2 separate regions of the Mus musculus genome follow, and region 2 is linked to region 1. The links are chromatin loops, found by intact Hi-C in ENCODE. Cell type or tissue: left cerebral cortex. All regions are shown on one strand. Links, peaks and the distances in the headings refer to the core of each region. The heading gives the core; the rest is flanking DNA.

The links. A loop is a pair of places that touch in the nucleus more often than their neighbours do. Peaks named below come from ENCODE experiments on the same cell type or tissue, not always from the same donor. Only the 100,000 strongest peaks of a DNase experiment are listed, where the experiment ranks them.
Region 2: it touches region 1 in a loop (1.9-fold over the local background); 2 of 42 quality-filtered maps call a loop at or near these places.

What each region holds. Positions count from the first base shown.
Region 1 is chr13:23,300,428-23,315,408 of GRCm38, reverse strand. It overlaps 4930557F10Rik (RIKEN cDNA 4930557F10 gene), which reads left to right and starts at 2,002. Exons shown (of 2, transcript NR_126444.1): 1 at 2,002-2,420. It overlaps n-TVcac11 (a tRNA gene), which reads right to left and starts at 7,780; the gene lies at 7,708-7,780. n-TIaat9 (a tRNA gene) reads left to right here and starts at 6,284; the gene lies at 6,284-6,357. It overlaps 4930586N03Rik (RIKEN cDNA 4930586N03 gene), which reads right to left and starts at 1,884. Exons shown (of 4, transcript NR_131052.1): 1 at 1,384-1,884; 2 at 1,094-1,230. In left cerebral cortex, for the core only: a CTCF peak has its summit at 8,283; DNase peaks (open chromatin) are centred at 6,336, 7,281, 7,804, 8,034 and 2 more places; H3K4me3 peaks cover 1,762 bases.
Region 2 is chr13:21,902,464-21,917,444 of GRCm38, reverse strand. It overlaps n-TMcat2 (a tRNA gene), which reads right to left and starts at 10,334; the gene lies at 10,263-10,334. It overlaps n-TKttt23 (a tRNA gene), which reads right to left and starts at 9,505; the gene lies at 9,433-9,505. Gm40831 (a long non-coding RNA gene) reads right to left here and starts at 6,516. Exons shown (of 3, transcript XR_873164.3): 1 at 6,116-6,516; 2 at 5,259-5,300; 3 at 5,087-5,170. It overlaps n-TDgtc11 (a tRNA gene), which reads right to left and starts at 6,132; the gene lies at 6,061-6,132. It also overlaps n-TLcaa2, n-TRtct3 and the pseudogene Gm11279. In left cerebral cortex, for the core only: no CTCF peak of the experiment used is centred there; DNase peaks (open chromatin) are centred at 2,626, 6,097, 9,506 and 10,254; H3K4me3 peaks cover 1,340 bases.

The DNA.
Region 1 (14,981 bases), core at 4,404-12,403:
GGCATTTGCACTCACATGTTCTCAAGTACACATAGCATCTACAGAAATTTAAATGAGCAAAATAATATATACAGATATTAAAATATATTGCTTATATAATATAGATATATAAAATATGTCAAAAAAGCAAACAAAATTTGTGTGTGTGTGAATATGTGTATCCAAAAGATAGTAATTTTCTAAATGACACTTGCATACTTAGGTTTAGAATTCTTTAGGGACTCAGTAAAAAAAAAAAAAAAAAAATTAGTATTTTGTCAGAAAGCCAGACTTCAGCCTGTGAATATAAGGTGGAAAATAGCTTGGAAATTGAGTCAAGAGGTGCCATTGATGAAGTATGCCTGTGACAACCTTTGTTTTATTTATATTCACAAACTCTGCTCAGGGAGCTTAGGAAAAGTATTCTTTCAGATTGCCTGAGTGTGGGTCAGGTATTCAGAAGGAAGACGAGCAGGAAATCATCTGGGAAGAGGGTGGGTAAGAGAGCCAGACTTGTAACTCTGCTCATCAGATAAACTCTCACTTAGGAAAATGCAAGCCATTCTTTAGATCCAAGTTTGATCTTTAAAATTTAAACAGAAGGAAAAAAGAAGAGCTGGTGTGGTGGGCTGTGTTTGTAGTCCTGACTGTAGACAGGCAGAGCCAGGACGGTGCCTGGGGTTCCTTGGACTAGTCTAGCCTAGTCAGCATGTTACAGGCCAAAGGAATACTGTCCCCAAACAAAAATCAAAACACCCAATGGTGGCTTAAGAAGGACATGTTGTTCCCTGGTCTTTACACAGGAGCAGACATGTACACATGTGTATATATAAACTGTTTATTTTAATTTTTTTTTTTTGAGACAGGGTTTCTTTTTATAGCCCTGGCTGTCCTGAAGTCCCCTCTGTAGACCAGGCTGACCTCAAACTCACAGAAATTTGCTTGCTTCTTCCTACCAAGTGCTGGGATTAACAGCATGTACCACCTCCACCCAGCTTTTATTTATATTTTAATATAAAAGATATGTATGTATGTATGTATGTATGTATGTATGTATGTATGACTTTTATTTGCTTTTTTAACCAGCAAATATACCCTACTTGAAGATACTTACCAGAGGACAATGCCCATGGAAGTCTAGGGCTATAACAGGAGTCCAGACCTTAGTAGGCCCCCAGTCCTTAGCACAACAGACTCCATGGTGGAAGTACCATTCAGGACAAAAACTCAACATGTAGACAGCACTGCCTGCTAAAACAAAAACAAAGACCTAGTCAATCAAAGTCCATACTTCTGGAAAAGGCTCTAAAACTTTGCCCTTGGCTTTTGTAGTTCTGCTTCTGGCTGTTTGTGTTAACTGAAGTACGTCAACCCATGGCATGGTTTTTGTGCTTAAAGGCTCACCATGTGAAAGGTTCGGTGCTACATTTGGATCCTGAAATTCAGCGTGGTCACTGCCGGCTAATGAAGACTTGGCTGAAATTCATATCCAAGAAGTCTTCTGTGGTGAATACTCCACGACACAGATTGGAGAGTTCCGGAAGGACATAAAGAGCAGGATGCCGGCACTCATCTCTTCCCTCTCATTCTAGGTCAGTGAATGAGATTTCCATTTCCCCATATCACCCAAAGAGTTAACTACCCTGCTGAAATATAATCAAGCTCGCTGTGCCCAAGTCCGCTGTGCACACTCGGCAGAGGCTCACTAGTTTGGATAATCCAGTCGGAGACGCAATTCATGGGGCATATAGGACGAGGATTTCCGAGGTTAACTTCAGAGAAGGTTTTGTAAGGTCCTCTTCAGCTGCGCGCTCACGGGTTTTCTAACCTTGGACGGTTACTGAATCAATATCCCTGACAGTGTGAAATGACCCGGCAGAGCTTGTGGACCGGCTGTCGGAGACAGCTTGGCTGTAAAAGCAGTTTTGAGTTTAGTGTGGTGCGGTGGCTTGTGACGTTTCTAGGAGCTGTGCGTGACGTTTCACGCGTCGCGCCTTTTTCGAATCCTCCTTTGTTCGGTCTACTTGGTGGTTGTCACCACAGCAAGACCACCCGTTAGGGGACTGGAGCTCAGAGGGTCCCTGGAGAACAGGACCAACGGTGTCTTTTCATCAAAGAACGGCAGAACAGCGTCTTTTCACCAAAGAACAAACGACTGGGAGGTGGAGGCAGATGCTCTGCGTTGGTCTCAGTTACAGACTCGGAAGTTGAGGGCGACTTCGGAGTCACAGATTTGGTTGTCACCAAAGTTCCTTGTCTCAGCGACGAGGGGCTGCCTTAGACGTCAGGATGAGGAGACTTCAAGCTGGCTCATTCTATCCTGGTAGAAGGGAAATCCAGGCATCGGGTCCTGCAGTGGTCAGCGCTGGCTCCGTCCGACTCCGTGCGAATCGCCTTGGGTTTGTCCCTTTTGTCGCCGAGGCTCTGGAGATGCTCAGACCGTAAGTGCCAGACGTAAGTATTTCTTGGGTGACCTGAAAATACTCATTTCAGAATCTCAAGTTTTTTATTCCTTCGCTACTTCATTAAAGGAGGACGGAATGAGCGTTGGACAACCCCACTGTGTTACCCAAATGTTTTTGGCGGGAGGATTCCGAAATTCAGTAAAAATAGGAAAGGTTATCAAATTGTCACTTAGAGGCAACGAGGAGAACTGTGCAACAGGCGAACTCCGTCGTGGCTAGAGAGCGTCTTGTCTCTATGACTACTGAGCCAGTAGACTGTGCTGTGACCAGTATCTCTGGGTTCCACAAACTGGTCAGGAATCATTGCAACGAGATATTTGTTACTCTCTTACAGAATTTTCTTTCTGCTCAGAGAAACTTTCTAGTTAGAACAACGCGTGGTTCATAAAATTTTCCAGCTTCAAGAAATCTTGAAAATAGAAGTAAAGAAAGGCAAGAAAAATGAAAATTCTTTTAAAAAAAGATTTATGTATTTATTTTACATATATGAGTACATTGTAGCTGTCTTCAGACACACCCGAAAAGGGCGTCAGATTCCATTACAGATGGTTGAGATGATGTGGTTGCTGGGAACTGAACTCAGGGCCTCTGGAAGAGCAGTTGGTGCTCTTAAAAACTGAGCCATCTCTCCAGCCCAAAATGAGCATTCTTATTTATTTATTTATTTATTTATTAGATATTTTCTTTATATCATTTCAAATGCTATCCTGAAAGTTCCCTATACCCTCCCTCCGCCCTGCTCCCCTATCCACCTACTCCTGCTTCTTGGCCCTGGCATTCCTTTGTACTGGGGCATATAAAGTTTGCAATACCAAGGGGCCTCTCTTCCCATTGATGGCCGACTAGGCCATCTTCTGCTACATATGCAGCTAGAGATACAAGCTCTGTGGGTACTGGTTAGTTCATATTGTTGTTCCACCTATAGGGTTGCAGACCCCTTCAGCTCCTTGGGTGCTTTCTCTAGCTTCTTTATTGGAGGCCCTGTGTTCCATCTTATAGATGACTGTGAGCATCCACTTCTGTATTTGCCAGGCACTGGCATAGCCTCATACGAGACAGCTATAACAGGGTCCCTTCAGCAAAATCTTTTTGGGAAAAAAAAATCAACTGACAAGTACATGTTGTATATCTATAGGGCTAGATAGAAAGCTGTCCTTCAGTTGGTCGGTAAGTTCAGTTGGTTAGAGGGTGGTGCTAATAATGCCAAGGTCTCGGGATATGATCCCTGCCAGTACGGGCCATATGTGATTTGCTTTTAATCTGCTACAAACCCCAAACAGAACTATGTAAATTTGCTGTACAACAAAAACCAGTTTACTTCTCAGGGGCATTTAATGAAGGAGGCACCCATTTCGTATACGGAACAGCATCAAGAATGATGCTTACATTCTTACCCTCAAGTCCAGTCTTAGAACAGTGCTGAGGTCTGCAGCTTTCCCCAGGTAACTTAAAACCTGGGAGAGTGTAGCTTCAGAAAAGGGTGAACAGGGTCAGTGTCTGAAGAACCATTATCTAAGAAAGAAACGTCGCTAGTGGGAGGGCATTTTCCTTAAAGTGACTGATGGGTACAGACATTAGCAGGTGGCTTCCATGAAACTTTATGTGACAGGTAGGGGTGGGGTGACAACCGGACCCTAGTTTATGAATCTATCTGCTAAGAATAGGACAGAATGGTTGTATGGACTCCTGGAATTAAGAGAGCATGTCTCCTTTTATGAGTCACATCCCACAGTTGAGAGGAGTCGAGTCAATTGCTTGAGATGGGATGGGGAAAGACACAGATGGTAAGGGCAGGGGCAGGGACCTGCAGAAGCTCCTGAAGGCAGCCAGCCCTTAGGAACCCAAGAGCCTCTGCAGCACTCTGGTGGGCTCTATATAAGTGAGCTAAGTCACATAGCTGGTGATTAACCCAGAGTCTCATGAAGTTTCTTTGAACAGAGACAGATGTTATAATTGTACAACTATGTTGTAGTGATGGCTAAGAGCACACACTTTTCATTAAGAGGAACACAGTCGGTTCCCAGCGCCCAATCAGGCAGCTCAGAAACACCTGTGACTCTAGCTCCAAGGAATGGGATGTTCTCTTCTGGCCTCCTTAGGCATTTGTATTCATGTGCATGAACACACACATAACATACTTTTAAAATTTTAAGCCCAAGATAAAAAGGTATAAATATATTTTCACTATATTGTATACATGTGTGCACATTTAGGAGGATAGCCGGTCCCTATTGGTGGTTTAGGTTTCTTATTTTTGTTTTTGTTTTGGGATATTAGTATCTCTTTGGCCTGTGACTTTCTGAATAGCCCCCATCTGTGCCTCTCAAGAGTAAGGATTACAAGCACAGCCCAGCATACTTTGTATTTTTTAAAAATTATTTTATTTTTAATTCTGGGGATCAAACTCTCCTTCTCTTGAAGAAATTAACTATCCTGCTAAACTGTCATAATTAAGCTCACTTTCCTTGAGAGCTGCACTTTGGCAGAGGCTCAGTAGTTTAGATAATCGAGTCTGATACGCAATTCAAGGGGCTTGTGAGACAAGGATTTCCTGAGAAAACCTCCCTTGAACACACACAGGTTTTCTAACCTTGGTGAATTACTGGATCAATAGCGGGGACAGGGAATTGGTGAAATCAAAACCCCAGCAGAGCTCTTGGACTGGCAGTCGGGGAACCTAGGGTCTTGATAGCCTGGCGGTAAAAGCAGTTTTAGTGCAGAGGCTTGTGACGTTTCAAGGAGCGGTGTCACGCCCCACGCATCGCGCTTTTAAAGATCCTCCTTTGTTCGTGTCTACTTTTGTGGTTGTTGCCACAGTAAGATCACCAGTTAGGGGACTGGAGCTCTGAGGGTCCCTGGAGAAAAGAACCAAAAGTGCCTTTTCACCAAAAGATCCCTGAAGAACAAACGACTATACAGGTAGGCTGATGTGCTACCTTGGCCTCTTCAGTTACAGACTTGGAAATTACAGGAAACTTCGGAGTCACAGATATTCGTTGTCACCAAGATTGGGCGACCCGAAAATATTCACTTCAGAATCCCAAGTTCCCAACTCCTTCGCGACTTCACTAAAGAAAGACCGAATGACTCGAAGGGCATCCCTGTCGCCTCTTCCGGTTTCCACTGAGGCAGATAAAAAACGCCACGAAGCCCCGGGATCCCCAAAACTTCTGGAACAGCTACAGTTTAAGCTGAGAGGAGCTTGGCATCACTGAGACCCAGGACAGGCGTGGATGAGCCGAGAGGACTCGTCCTTGAGACGTACTAGGGCGCGCTGGTCCTCCACTCTTTTCAACACGCAGTGACTCCACGGACCGCGATAGTGTTCGGAGAGACCACCTCCCCCTGGCCCGGAGCAACGCAGATCTTCTGGGAACAAATACCCTGCCTCTCCTGAGCCACTAGTCTAGAATCCCCGCCACTACCTAGCAGTCCAGTAGAGAGACTTGATCTGGAGGCGGCCTGCCACCCTCCGCGTTATCTAAATGGTTTTGGCGAATGTATTCTGAAATTGATTAAAATTGGCAAGACTTCAAATAGTCACTTGTGGGTAAGAGGGAGAAGTGGGTGGCAGAACTCCGTCGCGGCCAGAGGACTGCTAGCAGTTTGTGCGTCGACCCAGACCGAGTTGATGAATGAGTGAGTGCAAGGAGACATTTGTTGCTCTCGTACGGATTTTTTTTTTCTGCTGCTAAAAACTTTCTGCTTCGAATAAGGTGGTTTGTAAGTTTTTACATCTTTAAAAAAAATCTTAAAATTTCGAAAAACAAGACGAAACTCTTAGTTGTCAACGTTGTCATCAAATATCTGTAGAGGTCGTAGAAGCAACTCTCATGTCTGGCCGGTTAGCTCAGTTGGTTAGAGCGTGGTGCTAATAACGCCAAGGTCGCGGGTTCGATCCCCGTACGGGCCACACATATTTTAGCTACTATGCTTTGCCTTCAAAATAAAAGATGAAGCGAATGTGGCATAGATCTACTCTGTATAGCTGTGTAAGGCATACCAACCTTGACTGTGTTTCCTTTTGATTGCTCTGTGCTGTCTAGCTGCATTCTTATTTTGTGGTTTAGTGTCCTGAAAGCACAATTCATAGTTCGTTGAGAACCACAAGGAATCAATCTGGAAGCAGTGGGAAACAGCAGTGAGTACCTGGGTCTTTCTCCTTGCCACGTTTCCACAGTGTGCCTCCTCTCCAGTCACACTCACTTCACACAGACTTCCTGCAAAGCTGTGTGCATTAGAAGGCTGGGTAATGCTACCAGGAAACCCCAGTCCTGGCCTCTGCCTGTGCCTTCATTTCTGTTTTCTGCCTTCTGTTAATCTAGAGACACTGAACGGAGGAATGTCGGGTTCAGAACCCCAAGTCCTTCATTAATGTCCAGCTGCTTAGTGGGGTCCAAAGGATCTTCCAGCCGAGATCTTTCCGAACAGTTTTCTGAACCTGAGTTTTGTGCCTCCCAGCATTCCCAGGGAGCCTAGCAGAGGTCTGTGTTTTGGCATTTACAACGATCCATTTAGTGAGCTTCTCCGTTACATTATAGAAGGCAAATATCAAGGCGATGTAATGTTAAGTCAGATGTTTCAGACATTTCTCCGAAGTTTAGTTAAAGTGCTGTGGATTGAATTGGGGCTTTATATGCTAAGCAAGAACCATGCCACTAACCTACTACATTCCAGCTCTTATATAAAGTCTGGGATTCATCTAAACACGCCCCTGTGGACCGAGTGAGCAGGTTCACTTAAAACTGCCCTTTGTTGTGTTTTATAAAAATAAAAAGAAGCTATGCATATGTGTGGTGGCACAGAAGAGGTCCTGACCCAGTGTCTGGAGAGTGAAAGAACAAATTGAGACAAACTTTTATCAAATGCACAGACTTAGGAGTACATGAGGTGGGTATGAGAAACGGGCAAGCGAGTGTGTGCTGAAGGGGGCAAAAGTGTAAGACTTTTTTTTAAGTCTCCAATTTCCAAAATTGGAAAAGCAGATTGTCAGGCTTTCAGTGGAAACATGCTCTGAAAATAACTGGCATCGATGCTAAGCGAGCACTCTACCATTTGAGCTAACCTCCCGACATAATGGGAAATTTTTTGTACAGTCTTTTATGCTTGAGTCTTCACTTAGCATTACTCAGGTACCTGGTATAGCTAGGACTCAGGAAAGCATAACAGTGAAACCAAGGAGCTGAGATTGTTTTGACTCCTCAGAAGTGTAGGGAATGAGCTGAGACTCTGAAAACACAAGAGAAAGTGAGAAAAACAGTACTGTTTCCGCCCGGTTTCGAACCGGGGACCTCTCGCGTGTGAGGCGAGCGTGATAACCACTACACTACGGAAACCCTCTGACCCTTCAGTTTTATCCGTTACTAACCAAGATAGAGTAAATTTGCTAAAATCTTATCTGTGAGAACTACAATGCAAACAAACCAAAGATTAAAAAGCCACACTGGACAGGCAACATCCTGTACAGGGAAGGAAGGATTAAAAGTTGTGACTTCCACGGAGTGAAAAAGGGAAAGAGCTCAGCGAAGGGAGAAGCTTGTTGTAGGAGTAAAGACTCATCAGTGCATCTCAGGGAAATCTCTAATGAGTCAAACCCAGAGAAGGGAGGAGGATAGAAGAGTCTGATCAACTGGAGACACTTCGAGGAGAAGGTTGTAGATACCAGAGAGCTTTTGAGCGACGATCCGCAAGTGACTCAAATAATCACAGCATCATGTTAAGGGAAGATGCTCAATTTGTCACAGCGCTTAGAAATGGAACATTGAGACTAGTAGGGAGGGGGCCAGGTTCCACTCAGGCTGAATGGAGTTTTTGTCCTCACGATGTTGGCGGCTGCAGTGCCGCGTAGCTCCCTGTCGGTGAAACGAAGGAAAAACTCCTACTATGGCGTAGAATGGGTAAAAGATGGACAAAGATGGGGAAAATTCCAGAATGGCGGACAGAGCTCAGTTTAAGGGGGAAGAGGGGGGGCCCAAAGATGGTCTCACAGAAAAGGTTCGGACTCAACGTTTGTAAACACAAGCATTCTTTAAATGTGCCTATGGGAGCCCCGACCCGACCGGACCTCCACCCTGTGGGAACCAGTGCCAACCCGGATCCACAAGTTCTTTCCCACTGTCCCTCTGATTCTTTCCTCATTCCTTTGTGTCACCCAGCAAGCTACAGGACCCCTCTTTACCAGGAACCCCACGGCCACCACACTTGCCAAGGATCCAGAGTGGGCGACAGCAACCAAAGAACAGGACACGCACCCAATAAAGACAGGAACAGATAACTTCACCAAGAAACACCTCAAGTATCATAACTTCTCTGCCAGATGGACAGGCAAGACAATATGCCTTCCCGAGAAGCCAGTAACCCTATTGAAACAGGCCTTGAGAAATGCAATATATACAAAAAGCATAAGACAAGGGCTTTAAAATAGTAATTATGTATGTGTTTAAGGGCCTTAACCTTAAAAAAGATAAGAAAAATGCCTAACTGAAAACTGTAAAAACACAAACAATTGAATGAATGTGGTAGTTTGAAAGGAAGTGGTCTCTATAAGCTCATAATGCATTCTTTGAAAGGATTAGGACGTGTGTCCTTGTTGGAGCTGATGTGGCCTTATTGAAGGAACTGTGTCACTGAAAGTGGGCTTTGAGGTTTCAGAAGCACAAGCCAGGCCTAATGGCACACACTCTCTGCTTGCTCCTTTGCTAATCCAAAAAATAGAACTCTCAGCCTCTCCAGCACCATGTCTGACTGAGTGCTGCCATGCTTCCCCCATCCTGGTAAAGAACTAAACCTCTGAGCTGCAACCCTTCTCCCACTAAATGCTTTCCTTTATAAGAGTTACCATGGTCATGGTGCTTCTTTACAGCAATAGAAACCCTGAGACAATGCGATAAGAACAGCATCTCAAGACAGGAAAGCAGAAATAGAATCACTAAAGAAAACCTAAACGGAACTAAACTGGACATAAAAAATTTGGATGTCAAACAAAACCTCAAAGGTAACCCTCATCAACAGATTACAAGACAATTGAGAGAAATTTAAAACAAAAAACATTAGAGGGAAAACTTCACTCTGATGAGGCCACATCCAAATAGACACAGGAAACAAATAATCCCAGAACAGTAAGTAAAACAAAAGAGAGGGGAAAACCTCACACCACAACAACAGATAATCAGAAATTATTGATAACAGGCTAACAGATTAGAAAACAGAATCCATCTTTCTACTGAACGTAAGAAATAAATTTCGTCATCAAGGATAGACAGCATCTCATGGTAAAAGGATGAAACCAAGAAAGAAACCTCCTTTTAAAATGAATGGAAATACAAATACAACATACACAGACACACTGGACACAAGGAAGGTGGTTCTAAGAGTCAAGTTCATAACACTAATCATTTATTACACACACACACACACACACACACACACACACACACACACACACACAGAGTGATCTCACAGCAGTAACTTAGTGACACCTGAAAGCTCTAGAACAACAAGAAGGAATAACAGCCTGAGAGAGAAAACAGCAAGAAATAACCAAACTCCAGAATGAAGTCAATGAAATAGAAACAAGCAAATACACATACAGAAATAATACAAAGAGTTAGTAGAATGAGCTGGTTCTTTGAGAAAATCAGTAAGATTGGCAATATTTTAGCAAAATGAATTAAAAGACAGTGAGATGATCCATAATAACAAAAGCTGAAGTGAAAATGGGAACATTACAACAGAGACTGAGGGAACTCAGAGAATCACAAGGACACACCTTGAAAATCTCTATCCCATCAGATTGGGACACCAATAAGAAATGGATGAAAAGTTTGGTAGATATGTATCATCTACCAAAGTTAATCCAAGATCAAATAAGCAATTTAAACATACCCATAGCCTCTACTAAAAATAAATCCCTCCCCACCAAAAAAAAAAAAAAAAAAAAAAAAAAAAAAAAAAAAAAGCAAGCCCTGGCCCAGTTGGATTCAGAGCAGAATTCTACCAAACCTTCAAAGAAGAGTAAACAACATTCCTCAAACTATTTCAAAAAGTAAATAACACTGAAAGTAATTACTGAAGTAACACTAATTCCTTTTACAAAGCTAGTATTATCCCAATGCCAAAACCATGCAAAGACCCAACAAAAAATTTACAGATCAATATCATTTATGGACATAGACAGAAAATTCTCAATAAAAGGCTTGCAAATTGAATCCAAGAACATATACAGGTTATGTACCATGGATCAAAGTTGACTTCATTCCAGAGATGCAAGGGTGGTTCAATATATGTAGATCAGTAAATATAATGCACCACATAGATGGACTATTAAGGACAAGAAATACCTTCATTGATTAGGTGCAGAAAATCCAGCACCCTTTCATGATAAAAGTCCTGAAGAAACTAGGGATGCAAAACACACCCTTCAATACACTTCAATTTACAGCAAGCCACAGCCAACATTAACCTAAATAGAAACTTCAAGCTTTTCCACTAATATCAGGGACAAAATAAGAATGCCCCCTCTTTCCATATCTATTCAATGTATTATTTGAAGTCTTAACAAGAACATAAAACTGAAGCAGATTAAAAGGATATGAATAGGAAAAATCAACATATCTTTATGTGTAGATGACATGATTTTATACAGAAAAGACCTTAAAGACTGCATCAGGATGCATATAGCTGATAAACAGTTTCAGTCACTGTTGAATACAAAATTAACATAAAAAAACAGCAGCTCTCCTACAAACAAATGACAAATGGAGAAAGAAATCAGGGGAACAATACTTTTCACAATATCCTCAAAGAAAATATTCTGGAATAACTCTAAGAAGGTGAAAATGTGTAAATAAAAACTTTAAGATATTGAATAAATAAGCTGAAAAAGACACTAGAAGATGGAAAGGCCTCCCATGCTCATGGATTGGTAGGATTAATATTGTGAAAATGGGCATCTTGCCAAAAGCAATTTGCAGATTTAATGCAATACCCATCAAAATTCCAACACAATTCTTCATAGAAATTGAAAAAAATCTTTTAAGTTTATATGGAAATTAAAACAAAACTAAACAAAACAAAAACCAACCTCAGGATAGCTAAAATAATGCTAAACTAGAACTGCTAAAAATATGACCACCCAGATATTAAGTTGTATTATGAAGTCATGGTAATAAAAACAGTGTGGTGTCCACACAAAACCAGATGGGTTGATCAATGGAATTGAAATGAAGATTCATGCGTAAGCTCACACACCTATGCACAACTGATTGCTAACAGAGAAGTCAAAAACACAAATGGAGAAAAGACAGAATTTCCAACAAATGGTGCTTGACAAACTGGACAGGTGCATATACAAGAATAAAAATAGATCTACATCTATCACCATCCACAAAACTTAACTCCTGATACCCAGAATCTGGTAGATTACAGAGTAGGGAATAGGTTTGAATTCATTGTCTCAGGAAAGGACTTTCAGAACAGGACACTGACAGCAAGGCAGTAAGAGTAATAAAACAAAACCTTGTGAAGCTGAAAACCTCTGTACAGCAAAGGGCACCGTCATTTGGCAAAACAGCAGGCTACAGGATGGGGGATGTTGTTTATGATTATACATCGCACAGTGCATTAGTATGTACAATTTATGAGGAACTAAACAAAGCTGGAACAAAAACTGGACATCAAGAAAACAACCCTATTTTAAAGTGACATGAAACTAAACAGAAGGTTCTCAAAAAATGAAAGACACTGTGGAGAGCTTTTGGGGCCGCTTGGCAGGAATCTGACATTGGCCAAGGACAGGAAATGTGCTTCAGGCAGGAATCTGACTTTGGGCTAGGATAGGGAAGTAGGCTCAGATATCTTGGTCATCCTGATAAGCCCTTAGAAACAGTGATCAAGGGTGTGGTCGTGGGACTTTCTTTATTGCTTTGCTTGTTCCTTGACTAGTTGTGTTTATTGTTTTGCTTATTCCTCAACCTAGAGCTGTCCTTACTACTTGCATGTAATTAAAATGGTATAAAAGCAGTTTGGGAAAAAAATAAACCTACCTTAGCCTCAGAACTGGCTGGGGTCATGCTACAATTTTCTTTATTGTCTTTTTTTTTTTTTTTAATCCTCACTCCTGCACTGGAGAACCTGTTGACTAACTGAGCTGGCTTGGTCAAGACACAATTTGCAAATCCAAACTACTTTGAGATTTTGTCTTACTTGAGTCAGAATGGCCAAGATCAATAAAGCAAATGGTAGTGAGATTGTGGGTAACACTCATTGTTAGTGGGAGTCCAAATTTGTACAGCCACTATGGAAATTGGAAACTGGGAATAGATCTACTTCAAAATCTAGTTAAAACTGACATGGTGTGGTACATGCCTCAATTCCAGAAATTGGGAGGCAGAGGCAGGACAAGCTCTGTGAGTTTGAGGCCAGTCTGGTGGTCTACTTAGTGAGTTCCAGGGCAGCAAAGGCTGTACACAGAGACCCTGTCTCAAACAAACAGGCCAATAAGATCCATTTGTACCACTCTGGGGTATATACTCAAAGAACTCTGTATCTTACAACAGAATACCAGTTCATTTATGTTCATAGGTGGTTTATTCATAATATTTAGAAATTAGAAACAGCCTAGATGCCTATTAACTAATGAATGAATTTGAAAATGTAAAAATTTTATTTATTTATTTATTTATTTATTTATTTATTTATAGCTGAATATTATTCATCTCTTAAGAGAAATGATATTCTGACATTTGTAGTTAAATGGATGGAGGTAGAAAAACTAATATCGAGTGAGGTAACCCAGATGTAAAAGACTAATATTACATGCTATCTTTTATGTGGATTTTGCTTTTAAGCTTTTGATATGTGAGCTACGATCTGAAAAAACGCAGAGATTAGCTACCCAGTAAAGAACTAGGGTGGAGGAGAGGATCCCCCAAAGAAGGGGAAACAGAAGATAGTAGCTATGGAGGGACAAAGAGGGAACTAAACTAGAGTTAAATGGGTACTTGGATGGAAGACAAGGAAAAAGGAGGGAACACGGTGAGGGACAATTAAGGACTTATCCACATCTGCCCTTTCCAGATGCAACAGCGGCTCAGGTAGATTGAGTGTATTTCTCAGGGTCCCAGAGCTGGAAAGTGTCAAGGCCTGAACTGGGAAGCAGAGGTTGAATATCAAATACTGCCCCAACTCCCCTGTTTCTGCCTGGTCTGCGCAGTAACTCACTCGTTAACACTCCAGATACCCAATCTCCCAACCGCCACAGCCTTGAGTTTAGACTGGGCTCCTGGTAATGGTCTCCTGTACCAGAGCTGGGTTCTATCCCCCTAGAACTCCGCCAGGGTGATTTCAGACCAAGTTGGCATTTAGGTCCAGGCTGTAGGAGGAAATTCTCCTTCGGAAAAAGCAACCGTATGCTCTTGCCACTGCAGCTTCTAAAGGCAACAGAGCAAGTTGTCACAATGTCAGCAGGGCATTCTAGGGTATGTGTTTCAGCACTTCACCTAGCAGAAAAGTGCGCAAATGAGCCGTGTATCCAGACACTGCTGTTTCTTCCTTATATAGGTTGAAAGATTCCTCACCTGAGGTGCGGAGGTACAGGCAAACCTGCAGAATGTATCTGTGAACTCGAACTCGGGAGCAGCTTCCTGGTCTCCGGGACTGCATGGCTGATGAGTCCGAAAATGCAGAAGCGAGGTTCTCACAGACTGCTCAAAAGCCTTTCAGGATCAGAGCATCTATGCCAGGTTCTAACACAGTGGTTCTCAACCTGTGGGTCGCGACTCCTGAGGGGTGAGGGTATCGAACGACCCTTTCACGGGAATTGCCTAAGACAACAGGAAAACACAGATATTTGCATACGATTCATAACTAGCAAAATTGCAGCTATGAATTGGCAATGAATATAAATTTGTGGTTGTGGGTCAGCACAGCATGAGGAACTGTATTAAAAGGTTGCAACATTAGTGTGATGGCTTGTATGGCCCAGGGAGTGGCACTATTAGAAGTAAGCTAGCCTCGATTAAATGTTGTCATTTATAAGTGTTGCTTTGGTCGTGGTGTCTGTTCACAGCAGTAAGACCCTAACTAAGATAGATAATTAGGAAGGCTGAGAACTACTGTTCTACAAAAAAAGTGACGAGTTGAAGTGGACATGGAAAAATGTGGAGAGCCAACAAATTCCTGGTGGCAGTGGACCGGTGTGCCTTCCTTTGGGTTGTTTGTTTGTTTGTTTTTGTTTTTCCTAGAAAGAGCATGGGGAATGTGCTCCTGCAGGTCTAGTCAAGAGACATGGTGAAAAGATCTAGCAGGCCGGGGCATGACAAACATGGTGCCAACAGCTTTTGCCTTTTGTCCTTTGCTTTTTGTCTCCCCCTTGATAAAACGTTAGATTACATTTCCAAAGCTAACCCCCAAGATCTAGTCCTTTATGTGCTGATTCGTTCTTGTGCCGGAACACCAAGGTCCAACTATCAAAGCATCAAGGTCAAAATTTATTTTTTTGAACTAACTGATTAAAAATATCCAATCAGAATTTACCAA
Region 2 (14,981 bases), core at 2,368-10,367, 1.4 Mb after region 1:
GTTGAAATGAATCTCTGGTCAGACATTTCTGGTGGAATACACCCGGGACAGAAAGTTGTGTTGAGGATCGCGCATCTTGTTTGTTGCACATTTTTGTGTGAAGTATTACAGAAACAGGAAATACCGTTCATAGAAAACAGTGCATTGATACACAAGAAAGTACTGAGAAGCCTTAGGAAGGAAGAAAGTTACAGGTGGGCTCTGTGGCGCAATGGATAGCGCATTGGACTTCTAGCATGATTGAGAGATTCAAAGGTTGCGGGTTCGAGTCCCGCCAGAGTCGACGGTATTTTGCCTGTGAGAGGTGTCTGACCTTGCAATCAAAGCAATGCAGTTTTGTCTGCTTTCTGCTCCTAGCATCATCATTACTTAATTCTCCCAAACGCTGCCACTGAGTGAGCGAGAATAAGAACTCAAAAGGTCTAAAGTGTCCCTTGAAAGCTGTGAAACTTATTCTATATTATATTGTATTATATTATATACTTAGTTTTTCTCTTTTTCCTTCACCGTTTGTTTACAATGTCTGCTTTCTACCTGCTCAAATTCCAGAACGCTCTTTGCCTTAGAAAAAGTTCCTTGGCAGCACAAATGTTTCATCCTAAAAGCTTAATCAAAATTCAATATGCTTTTATGTCTGTAATAGATTGTGACTTAAAACAAGGAGCCATGGAAGTTCTCACATCACCCTAAGTGAATGATATATCTTTTTTTTTTTCATTCTAGAACACCACTTCCTTAATTCCCCGGACTGGTGCCTTGTTTGTTTAAAGTATCCTGTGCATCTTCCTAGAAATTTACATATTATATACATGTTTAATAAATATGCGACATAGATTTTAGGTAATATTTCTAGGAATATGCATTGTATAGGCATCAAATAGATATATACATAAACACATACTGTTATTTTCTGTGTTGTGATATAGTTTAATATGTGGTGGCATCTCATTCTTCATCTAAAGCGTGTAATATTCCATAGATTGGTTATACTATTCTATTAAACACCTCACATTTTGTTTTATGAACAAAATTGGAATGTATTAGGAAAAGGTTTTGAAGTAAGTTAAGCTCATTCTCTAAGAGATGTGCTCAGAATAAGGATGCTACACTCCTAAGTGTGGGCGGGGCTTGTCAAGACTGGAATCTGAGTGTCTCAAGGGTTGCTATATACTCTTGGATATCAAGGATTGCCAAAGGGGTCGCGACCCACAGAGTGAGAACGCTTGTTTAGACCGTAGTCTGTGCCATACAATAAGACCACAGCTCCACCTCAGGCATTCTGATTGTCTGAAAGGTTCCTCATTGCTGGCAATACAAAGGATGAGATCATCAGCCTTTGTAAGGTACCCATTTGTATAGTCAGGAACGGCCCTCATATAATTAATGAACAATATGGACAGGATAAATGAACAGTAATAGATGTAGAAACAACCTGAATAATACCAGAAGATACAGTTACAAGATCAAAATGCACTGTGTGCTGAAGAAAAACTTGAAATCGGAACATAAGAACAGCTAGACCCCCTAAGTTCTCTCACTCCTAAGAGACTAAGACGAAGAGTCTTGCAGCTTAATGTGGCAAAAGAGCACACGGAAAGTTAAGTTGAGCAAGACTGAAACAGTTGGAAGATACAAATGTGCAATGCGGACAGGAGAACTTAACATTCGAATTATACAATGAGGAAGGCTCTTCTCCCTCAGCTACCTCAGATATCTGTCACGTTCTCAAGAAACAAACTCCTGAGATTATGATTGGTCCACAATAAAGATGTAACAGCCTCAGAGGAGAAAGCTGCCAGCACTCAAGGCTGTTGGAGATAAGCAACTCAAGATTTATTTTTCTGTGCTGGGGTTAGAACCCAGAGCCTCCAGTATTCTGGGCGGGGGCTCTGCCCTTAAGTTACACCCTAAACCCAGAGTTTATCATAATCTAAAAGAAGTTTAGCACAGTCTTCACCAAAACAGCACAACGACAGAAGAAAATAAATGAGACTTAAGAAGGACAGACAGAGGGGTGGAACAGTCTATAAATAAGAGAGCGAAAACCCACAAAATAGCGGGGCACCCCCACATATCAGCCAGCGTTGCCTAAAATCAAATGGAAGTCAATTGAAAGAATGCAACACACACACACACACACACACACACACACCCGGACAAGAAGGAACTCAGAACTGATGAATTATGTGATTGAATCGATCATGTGCAAAACTGTAACAAATGGCCAGAAGGAATAATCAGAACTAAACACTAAGAAACCAAAGCATATTAAAGACATTTCCAGCTGTATAGATAGCTGAGGCAAAAGGGTTAGCTTGAGTTCAAGGGCACAAGACAGAAAAACAACGGGTCAAAATATCGTGTTAAAAAAAAAAAAAAAAGCTAGATGGCTCAAAGTCAGAAAACGGAATTAAAGAAAGTCTTTCCTAGCTGATACAATCAGCAAAACAGAGATTTCATTACGAAAGGTGCAAGATGATAATAATAATAAAAAGCAACTGTGTCAGAAGTGGGATTCGAACCCACGCCTCCACACGGAGACCAGAACCCTCAGTAGAGGAAGCGAACGCTTGAGTCTGGCGCCTTAGACCACTCGGCCATCCTGACACACGCTCTAGCCTGTCGGAATAATCGATTGTTAAGAAAATGAGCCAGATCCTAGTTGTACCCAGGGTACTGGAATGGAAGGTTTGAACCTACTGAAAATAAGAAGTGAAACTGTGGGGAGAGAGTGGTAGGAGGAGGGGAAAGTAGGGAAGTGACACACACTTGGACAGCCCTTCCCTGGGAGGCTGTGGTTTGCAGTTAGGATATCCTGGATCCGAGTGCCGGAGTCGGTGCTATGATGTGAAATTTCTTGAATCCGAGGCAAGAGTTCTAAGAACCCAGTAGCACTTCGGCCAATCCGGTAGCGCTCTCTCTTTCTGGCAATGAAATTCGCAGCTTTATTGCCCCTTCTCGTTGGCATTTTCCACCCTGATCCTGATACTCTTGTCACTTCTCTTCTACAGATTTTGATATCCCTAACTTTATTTGACGATCTGGGAAAGGGGATGTGAACTGAAGGCCTGTGATATCTGACATGGATGAACGGAATGAACTGAGTAAGGCGTGATCATTCCTAGTAACAGTGTCTGTTCCAGTCTCTCTTCTGTCCCCTGTCTTCTTCCTACCCTCGCCCCATTTGTTTCCTCTTCCCACTCCGGTATCTCGCTGAGACCTTTGATCCAGTGTTTCTGCTTGCTTTTCACAGGGGAGGCCTTCTAGCATTGTAGAAACTCACTGTAAATCAGCTACTGCGCTGCTTGCTACAGACGTCTCTGAGTGGACAGAGGTCAAAGGAGAGTCCGTTGTTGCCCTTTCCTTCTGTGTAACTTCCTGATCTAACCCGAACTTAACTACCATTACAGCATAGTGTAGATTAGTAGCAAGGATGAATTAAAGTCCGAGCAAGCAGGATGTGATTCACACTCTACGTCAGAACATTGTAATACTCTAGGTAGGGGGTGGTGAGAGTAGTGACAGAGCAGCACTGGTGTGAGGGACACCAGAGGGAAAAGGGAGCCATCAGCTTAATCTGTAATATGATTGATAATAATGAACAGCAAAGGATGTAATCCACATGCAGATATTTAGTATCATTATTTACACACAGCAAACTTGGTTCTACCCCAGACTAGGGCCGTCCTATGATATTGGATCACAGTTTGTCACCTAATGCGTTCACAACAGCACAAGACAAATGTTTAGAAATAGGAAATCTTATTTGGAATCCTCATCAATGAAACAACGTTTGGAGTATGTTTTTGAGGTAGCATTTCCTCCCCCAGCATGGGAGGCAGGCTTTCTTAGAAGATATTTCAAAATTATCTCTTTTTGAAGTTTGCACACACATGTGGGTGTTGGAGGATAGCCGTGGGAACTGGTTTTTCTCTTCCTTCACTTAGGTTCCAGAGATGGAACTCGTGTTCCCGAGCTTAGTGGTAAGCACCTTTACAAACTATTAAGCCATCTTGAAAGTCCTGAAAAAACCTTTGACAAGGCCTAACTACTGTATCATAGAAGTTCAGAACGGTTCGAACAGAACTATCAAACATCAAGTTATATCTAGAATCTTTTAAAGAAGTGGTTCTCAACCTGTGGGTCTCAACCCCTTAGGGTTGAAACACTCTTTCACATGGGTCAAATATCAAATATCCTGCATATCAGATAGTTACATTATGATTCATAACTGTAGCAAAGTTAGAATGATAGTAGCAATGAAATAATAATTTTATGGTTGGGGGTTACCACAACAAGAACTGCATTATAAGGTGGTAGAATTAGGAAGGTTGAGAACCAGTGATTTAAAGGCTATTTATTGTTCCTTTAAGTAAGAATATCTATAGTCTGTTATAAGACTTGTCTACACTTATGGGGGAGGTGAATGGATCATATTTCTAAATCAGCCAATCAAATGAACCCCTGGAAAATAGAACCAGGCTCTTCCCATCTTTTCTGATGTCACCTTTGCCTATGACTTTTGATACTACAGGTATTTAAACTATGGTTCATGAATGAATGATTATTGAAGGACCGGAAAAAAAACTAGCTTAGGTTAACTAGTCCATCCAGTTCTTAATAAGTTAGAGAGTGAGTCTAAATGAAATAAACAAATTAAAAACAAAAAACCAAAGCTCTAAAAAAAACCATGGCTTTGGTGTCTGTAAGTGCAAGAAAAACACCTAGAATGATGGCAGCTTCCTCTTTTCCCATCCTTTGATTCTCTTGAGGATTATCCCCAGTTGCTCCAACATTTCTAAGCACAATCTCTTCCTCCTTGTTCTACCTACAAGCTGGCAAGGCAGCCCGATCTCCAGGGGTCTCTGATGACCTCGCTTCTGCAATCATTAATTCTTGGGATAATCTCTATCCTTCAGTCACAAAAATTATTTTTCTTGACCATTTAATGTAAGTATAGTGTGGAGGTGTTGAGATAAAACAGGTAGCCAAGCCAGACTTTTGTAAGACCCTTGGTAGTACCCAAAGCCAAGGAGTCTTTCAGCTCTTCCCAGAAACTTAAATTACTTACGGAATTAAATTGTTTCTCAGATGAACAGAAGCATGCTTCGAAAACCTGGGAACTGGCAGGGTGTTGAGTTTTTATTCCAAGGGTCCAGGCTTTGAGTTCCTGTTCAAGCAACAAAAATCAATTTTGACTTTGGCGAATTTAATCAGAATAAATTAATTATCATTATAGAAATCAAAACCCGGTCTACCTTTACTCAGTTATATCTTCCACCTTGAATGATTTGTGGGCTCTCGGAAGTTTACAATTGTGGTCATAAAAAGGAAAAACAAACAAACAATTGAATTATTCAGCATTCAAGTTGAATTATTCAGCATTATGGTTGTTTTATGCGCCTTTGTTTAGTATAGGAGAGTTTCTTACGCTAGAAGCAGGATCAGTTTGGTCCTGTTCACAAAAAAAAAAAAACAAAACTTTTGTCTTTTGATTTCAGAATTCTTCATGTATCATACAACCACCCTGCAAAGAACTGTTGATGGTCTAAAATCCTAACAAGTTTTATGATTCTGTTAGAGCATACACAAGGTCTGAACAAATTCAATCCAGACACAATCCCAGGATGAAGTGAACACAAAGTCCCAACCCTAACCCTGAGGCTATTTGCAATTGGTACCTCCTATTGAGAAGGAAAATCAACTACATTTTAGGCCGTGCCTCATGTTCAGGCATAGTTGTTAACCAACACAAAATGAACTCTCTTTGTGCTTTTTTTATTGTTATGGGAGAGTATATGGTCTCATAGGAAATACTGCTATTTCCAACTCTCTCTCAAATTGGGAATCCTGGGGAGGGTACTGAAATAGATGAACCCTGCTGAGATGCACATTCCTCTCAGAAAGGCCATACGGGCTGTCCTAATCAGACTGTGTGTTGTGATCTGATTTAAAACAATTGCAAAAATCGCAGCCTCAGATATAGCTCATTTGGTGACCACCAGACGGACCTGACCTTTTGTGTCCCAAAATAGAAACAAAAAGCCACATGTGTCCAGACTCCCCGTCGGGGAATCGAACCCCGGTCTCCCGCGTGACAGGCGGGGATACTCACCACTATACTAACGAGGAGAACGAGAACGTATACAATAATGTTAAGGGAAGTTCAAACGAAGGGATGTTTTCTTCCTCTTTTGCTTCTTTTTCTTTTCTTTTATCTTTCTCTTCGTCTTCTCCCTTCTTCTTTTCTCCCTCCTCACCGACGACCTCTAAGCAATCACAAAGCTCTTCCTCTGCCAAGAACAGCTAAGACACGAGCCTTTGTTTCAAATAACAGCAAAGAATAAAAGATAAAGCGTTGTGTGAATAAGCTTAATAAACAACATCAAATAAACATTAAGACCTTTAAGATTTGCCGAGAGAGACAGAGACAGAGAGAAGATTGTGGGTCCAAGCGTAGTGGCTCAAGCCTAGTACACCGGAGCCCAAGGTGGCTCTTTAAGTCCCGAGACCAGTCTAGTCTACATATCAAGTTCCAGGCCAGCCAGGGCTCCGGAGACCCTATCTCCAAAAGACAAAGCAAACAAAAGATGGATTGTAAGTGAGGAGGGATGTGGGGAGGAAGTTTGCTTGTGCTCTGTTAAGAAAGAAAGAAAAAAAAAAAAAAAAGAGCTGGAGAGATTGTTCAGCCCTTAAAGGCTAAGTGCACACTCCAAACAGCAAACTGTTAAATATTGGCTTTTTCAAGGAAAGAAGAACCAGGCTTGCAGGTGAGAGAGGTCCTAATCCAGGTGACTAAAACATGGAAACCACAACTTTCTAAAGATGTTAGAGTAACAAATTAGCCTCCTTCTAAGAAAGACACTGCTGACCTAAATAAAGAGAGAACTATATTATCATGCTTATGAATATGAAAAATGAATATCTCACAGACATTATATCTTTCCAAGTTACTGTATCTACTCAATATGATTCCAATTAACTTTATTTTCCCCTCGCTTTTATTTTATTTTTGTTTGTGTGAGGCAGGTTCTCTCTATTTCTATGTAGCCCTTGCTGTCTTGGAACTCCATATGTAGACCAGTCTAACTTGCCTGCCTCTGCCCCCTGACTGCTGGGATTAATGGTGTGCACCTCACACCTAGCTAGCCAATGAACTTTCAAAGAACTTTCCCAAGAAATTAGTAAGCTGGTTGTAAATTGTTACTGCTTTATGTATATACTATATTATACTTCCATCATTAACGTACATCCTTCCATGTGTTAAAAGGGTTTACTTAGGAGCTGGGTGTGGTGCTGAGGGGCTGTAGAGTAGGAACGTCCTTGGCTCTCTTTGTTCTTCTCCCCAGTGTGGCCACCTTGGATATACCTCCTTCGCCTGTCCACTTTTTAGTGTGGCTCTTTTAATTGACTTATTGAGAATAAGTGGCAGGACCGTAGTTGGCATAGTTTAAACCCGCAAGTTCGATAACAATGACCATGAAATGACAAAGACACATTCTTGGGGAGTGTACCACTCAGAATGATTTGACTGTGAACAGAGAGAAAAGACAGAAGTCCCCGGCTGCAGCTGGAGTCATTTACTCCAGCTATATTTTTCTATTTCCATTTCAGCAGTGCATGCTGCTTTTTAACCTCTGCTTGGTGAAGCAGAAAAACGAGTATAGATGCCTTGAAGTACAGCTTTTTCCTTCTAACAAAGGAATCTGAAAAACAATTTTGAGATAAATTGTTTGGAATAAAACTTCCATTTTGAATAGGGGGTCACATAAAGTTTACATTTTCAAGACCTCCCTGTGTAACTAACACCCTGCTTCCTGGTGGGTAACTTGACTGGACGTTAGCAGGATTATGTTAGTCATTTCTCCCAACAATCCAGTTCTAACAATTTATCCTGAAATCTGTATCCAACATGAAACATATTAATTTTTTTACTCTGTTGTTACTGGAGAATATTGAAAATAACATGAGTGGATAAGCATAGGGGAACGTTTGGATGTAATAGGCTGACACTTCTGCGCTTTGGAGGACTTCTGCTGCTATAAAACCAAACAGCAAGAGGCAGAATAGATGAGTCTCTGCAGAAGAGAGGAGGATAGGCCGTTCAGTTCCAGTCTTAGCTACAGACAGACTTAGAGGCCAGCATAGGCTACATGAGACTCAAAAAGAAAGAAAGAAAAAATAAATAAATAAATAAATAAATAAATAAATAAAGGTGGAAATGAATGCCTCTAATGTGCTATCTTTGGTCTCAGACAGAAAGAGAAATTCTTAGACTGCATCTTTGTATCTTTTCCTTTATTAAAATGAAGACACAGGATAAAGCCACTGGCTGCTATAATTGGGGTGTGAAGTCGCCTTCTTTATCTTTTCCCTACTTCTAACTTTGAAAATGTTACATTTCATGCATGTATAAAAGTGACACACTACAATAAGGGACAAAGTGAAAGTGACATGAACGGAATTCTTTCATTTCATTTTTCTTCTTTTTAAAAGATAGACATTCTGTAGCTCCAGCTGGCCTTCAGCTTATGGTAATCCTTCTGCCTCAGTCTCTCCAATGCTGGGCTTGGGCCATCATGACTGGCTAAACCTAATTATTTCAAATGAAAAAAAAAAAAAAAAAAACGAGACTGAAAGTGAACACGGTGGGCTTGTGAACAGAGCGTTTGGCTAAAGCTCCTACTACCAGACTCAAGGACACAATCCTTTATCCACAATGCTGAATCCTCAGCACCTTCATTTAAGTGACCTGGCCTGGCAGCTTGCACAAACAGATGTGAACTCAAAGGCCAAGATGAACCATTTCAAAGAAATATTTTGGAGACAGGTTACCATGCAGCTCAATGTGGCCTGGAACTCAGTGAGTTTTATTTTATCTGTATTAACATATGTTAATTATACACAATGAATCTCATTGTGATGCTTTACATATGTATGCAGTATTCACTCCCCATCCCATAGCCTCCTATCTCCTAGGTGCGTCATTCAAAAACCAGAGCCATAAAACAGAAGCTAAGGCTTTAAGAAACACGAGATTCCAAAAAAATAGCCCCTCCCACCCCCCAGCCCAGGGGTTTAAGGAACAGGCAATCTGTTACACTTAAACAAACAAATGAGCAGGTTCACTGTATCTGGTGCCAGGCCTTCCCTCTTCCCTACTCTTCACTACAAAAACTGATCCTCAGACTCTGTTCAAAGATCCTCCTTTTTTATCTCCCCCACCCCCATTATTATGTATATATACATATTAATTAATATTTATATTATATATATTTTATATTTAAGGCGAAGAGAATTTTAAAGGATGGCTTCCCTACTGAACCCACTTCATTTTTACTTGGTTTATTTTTATTCCCTTTGAGGAAAGAAATTCTTGTGTTGACTGAGGTTTTGCTCTTCCCTTATTCAAACACAAAACGATCACCTTTCCGCCTGAACAGGGACTTGAACCCTGGACCCTCAGATTAAAAGTCTGATGCTCTACCGACTGAGCTATCCAGGCTCTTAGAAAGTGTTTTTCTCTCATGATAAAAGTGATTCATTAATCACTAAACTCTGAAAAATAAGAATTCAGAGTTTATGTGTGACTGTGTCCAGCCGCCCAAAGTTGTAGCTTGCGTCTTCTGAGCAACAGGACAATAACCAAACCTTATTGTTTTCCCAGTGATTCCGTTCAAAACGTTTATGAGTTGCACAATTATCATGTATTTATCTCGGGAGAGGGGATGACCAAGTGCAAGGTGATAGACCCTCAGAGGAGCTCTTAGGTTATGACCCACTCCTGCTCCTTTTCCAGCTTTGCAGAAGTCGCGGGAAGTCGTGGCGGGGACAGGCGGTTCCAGTCCTTCGTTCTCCATGCTCTTTCAGACTTGCCAGTTTTCTGAAAGCTTACTTAACCCCGAAGCTCTAACCAAGCTTCGGTATATTTGTTACATTTTTAAAATCTGGTTTTGGGTCTAGTACTCCAGACTGAGTTCAGGGCCTAGTGCAAGCTATGAGAGTGAGCCAGAGCCAGAGCCTCTCCAGTGTTAGTTTACAGTCAAGAAGGTATGGACGAGAGGCAGAGATGGTCACAGAACCTGCAATAGAGAAAATAAGACACTGTGGTGTTCTGTGGTGTCGTGATTCTTTAAAAAGTTGAAGATTTCTGTATCGCCCAGTTTTCTGTTTCTCCAGTACCATTTCTTTTCCTTTCTGATTGCTCTCAAACCCTTTGGACAAGATTTCACTGGCAATGTAAAGGGAAGGAAAATGCAAACTAGCAGAGGATGGTTTCGATCTATCGACCTCTGGGTTATGGGCCCAGCACGCTTCCGCTGCGCCACTCTGCTATATAAGGTATGGCTTTCCCATTTGTATATCAAGGCATAAACTTCGATTTATCCTTTTGTATCCATTTTCTGAAATTTGTATCTTTTTTCTAGGGTTCACCTTATGCTTTCTTTCAAAGTTGTCGCCTAAAAAGAGTAACGTGTCTTTGCAATCTAGTTAAGAAAGCCAAAGCCAAAAACCTTTCTAAGAACATATACTTCATTAGCAGTGGTATTATATTGCTTTTGACTGAAAATTTAGAATACAGATCCTCCCTCTCATACCACTTTGGTCTCAGCCTGGGTACTGGACTTTTGATACGCTCCGTTCTCCCTATACATTCAGAAAGTCTAATTGTCACTTCCTTCTCACACTCCCACACTGCTTTGCTTTAGGAAGTCTGTGACATGCAATTGCTCTCATGATTTTTTTTTTTTTTTCCATTATTCCTTTCTTTCTTGGTGTACGGAGAATTCAACTCGGAGCTAGGCAAATGCTCTACCATTGAGTTATATTCATATATACATATATTTACACACACACACACACACACACACACTTTCTTGTATCCCGGCTTGACTTCAAACTTGGTATGCAGCCGAAGCTACCCTTGAACCTCCAACCTCCACCGTCCCGTCCCTCTTTTAGAGTTAGAAGTCCATGCTATCCTGACCTGCCCTGTTAAAATTTTTATATTGAGGCAGGGTCTTGCAAAACTACCTAGGTTGGTCTTGACTTGAGCGCCTCCTGCCTCTGGGACTATAGGTATACATTAAAAAAATTGTTTTTTCAAGACAAGGTTTCTCTGTATAGTCCTGGAACTCATACTGTACACAGGCTGGACTCTGTCTCCCAAATGTAGGTAATAAAGGCAAATGCCATCACTTCCCAGTCGTAACAACTGAAATTGTTATCTTTTGTTTTGTTCTCCGTTTTAAGGGTTACTTTGTAGCCTAGAAATTTCAGGAATCCTCCTGCTTCAGCCTACTGAATGATAGGACTGCACAATTCATTGTTTTATTTTTAAACGTGTCTCATAGGCTAAATGGGAATGGTAGTGTTTGCATAGTATGATGTGCTAGTTAACGCCTCAATCCCTTTACTGGAAGAAGAGAGTACAGGAGTCAGTTTTCCCTGTCTACCTGAAGTTCTAAGCGTCCTTGAGAGTCTATGATTAGAGGTTATAGTTAGGAGCCAGCACTTCTCAGGGTGAGACATAGTGGCTTTTGCCCCTGCCATCAGCGGCTACCCTGCCTGGCATTGGCAGGACGGGCCTCCTGATCCTATTTATGTTTCCTTGAGCACTAGGGTTAGGAATGCCTGGATTTGCCTTCAGAATTGCAACAGAACTTTCCACCTCTTTTCAGGGCTGCAATTTCATTTTCCTCTGGGGCTGGGAGTCACACAGCTGCTCTGCTGACACGTTTCCTGCTCTTTACTTCTCGTTCCTGAGATTCCCAGCTTTCTTTTTCTTACCCTTCAACAAATATGCCCCCAGATGCTCAGCCATTACAGTAAGGGGATTCAAGGGAAGAATCCAGAGCCCAAAGTTTGACAGCTCAGTGCTCAATGAGACTTAAACTAATTCCTTAGTAGCTATTGTGGACATGGTCATGGACATATACCTAAATGCCTTTAAAGTGAATTATCTCCCAGAGGGGACATAAAATACAAACATTTAGAAGATTCCAGTGAAGAATGTCTTTAAGAACTAAATATAGGAAAGAAATGTGGAATTCTGGTCCTGACAGAAGACATCTTCATTTTTTAGTTAAGTGAGAAGTGATTTTCTCTTAAATTATTATTTTTTTGTATTAGTCTACAAAGTAATGGTTTTTACTTCTGCATCTTTATACACATGTATCTTTATTTTGTTCTATTTTGTTCCCTCCCTACTTGTTTCTTCCTTCTGATTTACATTCCTCCTTCTGAGTCCTTCTTTCTTCTGCTGTCATGACAGACACATTACCTGTTACCTTCTGTAAGTGTGATCTTTTTTCCTTCCTTCCTTCCTTCCTTCCTTCCTTCCTTCCTTCCTTCCTTCCTTCCTCCCTCCCTCCCTCCCTTCCTCCCTCCCTCCCTTAAAGGTGTGCGCCACCACCGCCCGGCTCCTTTCTTTCTTTCTTTCAGGGTTTTTCTGTATTGTAGTGTACCCTCAAACTCAGGACAATTCTCTTGCTTTAGCCCCCTGAGTGCTGGGATTATTTAAGAAGCAGCTTCTTATCTGTGGAAGACACTAGCAGTCCTACTTGTCTGCACCAATGTTAGGTTCCTTTATTAGGAGCACAGATGAGATAAAGGAATACAGGAAATGGAAATGTTTCTGGGAGTCCTCCCTGAGATCCTTCAAAAAAACAACAAAATAGTTTCTGTCAATAGCAAATGGTACACTGTCCCACACTGTATTTCCTGAGTCACCATTTGATAACTCCTTTTAGCCACTAATTTTACAAAACATATAGTGTTCTCTTCATTCTTGCTGATTTCAAACTGCTGGCTTTCACACAACCTGTGTCCTGAGACATGTTGAGTTCAGACTTGCATAACTTGCAATCATATCCAAGAAGTACACCACTTTGGCTTTTCTTTGATGATATCTATGCTTGTGAGCTCATTCTTACTGTCTCCATGGTCACTAAATTGTGTCAAGTCATTTGTTTTTATACTGCCCCAGCCACATCTTTATTAAATCTGTACATTTTTACAACTACAAATGTGTGAGCTGATAATTTCATTATAGCTTCACAATTTGAACTTGAAGGATCCGTTACAGCTTGGTTGGTTAAATGATTCTGAGAAACTGCCTTCTAAAGGCGGGAGTTCTGAACTTCTATACTTATGAACCTTTCACATTAATTTCTTTTTCCTCGGGCTGAAGAGATGGTTCAGTGGTTAAGAGCACTGACTGTTCTTCCAGAGGTTCTGAGTTCAATTCCCAGCAACCACATGGTGGCTCACAACCATCTGTAATGGGATCCGATACCCTCTTATGGTGTGTCTAAAGACAGCTACAGTGCACTCATATACATAAAATAAATACATAAATCTTTAATTTTTTTCTTTTTCCTCTATTATTTCAATGTCCTCTTCATTCAGACTCTTCCAGTTCTCCTTTCTGGTTTCTGTAAGAGATGCAACATTCTTCCATTTTTCTTCTCGTACATGCAAATGTTGGTGGTTTTGTACTGTTAGTATTTCTTTTCTTCTGAACTTCTTTGGATGGAATCACCAAAGTCTTGAGTGACATTATTCCAGACATTTGTTATATTTACCTAAGAAAGTCGTCTTGCTGGTAGCTGAGAAAGAGAGAACAAACTAATCGAGACTAGAAGGGTTATGAGGAGATAGAACAGCTGGTCTGGTGGCATGGGATGGGGGGGTGATGTGTGTGCTGTGAGCTGGAAGAGTCTGTAGCAGGGGAGGGGATGAGTGGGCTAGGACGTGCAGCAGGTGCTTGTGCTGCTGAAGCAGCCTGGCACCATGGGTAGCCATATGTCCCTTCTGCCCTATTGTCCTTCTAGTATCTGTGCCCCTGCATTCACAGATCTCCCATGATTTATTTATTTCCTGCTATAATCTTAGTGTCTTTCTTCTGTACATTCCTGGCTGTTCTCCTAGATGGAATTCCAGAGGATTAAAGGATAACTCAGCAGCGGTAGAGCTTTGGCACAGGATTCCTGACTTGACTCTCCTTATTTCTTCTGCTTCTTTTTATGTCTGTGGAAGATACTAGCTCGGAAATCTCTGAAGCCTGTGGTTCTACTTGAGAAGCAACTGCTTTATCAAGTGGTTCATGTTGAAGGGTTATTTACTGCCTTTTCCTAACACTGGGCTGAGGGATGGGTGCAGCTAGAATCTGCCTGTTCCTAGTTATTACTATAATGAGATCCTGGACTTGAAGCACAGAGGCCTCTCCTTCAGCAGCCGATTCAGTTCTCTCTGGGGCGAGCCTGTAGTTCTGCTTTTCCTCTTTTTACAGAGGACTGAACCTTGTTTCCAGCAGTCTGTGCTTCTGTCATTGTATATGTAGGAGCAGAATTGTTCTGTTGGGAGCTTTCTGGGGTGACCTGGAGCTGGTCCAAGCTAGTAACCAGGACTTACTTTATTAATTTAACTATTGTCAGGTCCCAAGGAAACTCCAACTCCCCAATCCCCCAAAGGCAGGTCCAACTATCCAGAAATGAGCCCAGCCTGGACTATAGGAGGATTTTTATTCCTTAGATAAAAGCCAGCATTTCTCAGGAACCTGTGAAGCTGATTCCCCTCCTCCAAAAGACGTCATCATTTTCCCTTACTTCTGGCAGAAAGGACATATGGCTGCTCATGGAACCAGGCTCCTGCCACACATTTCAAACTCTTCGCCAGTGTCCTAGCTCATCTCACCTCTGCCCTAGCTATAAATTCCTTCCAGCTCATAGACCTTTCCCCCCAACCCAGCTGCTCTTTCTCCTTACAACTCTGCTATTCTCCATTTGCTCGCTCCCCAGCCCCCACTCTCTTCCCGCTTCTCTCACTGTGTTTCCTCTGTCCTCCATCCCTTGCTATTCTCCCTCTCTCACAGCTAACCCTGGCCATATCCAGCCTGCTGGCTGTGTTCAGTCTGCTTCTTCATCTCTCTGCTCTGGACTCTTCCAGATGCCTCTGGGCTGTTCTTTCTCTCTTATCTA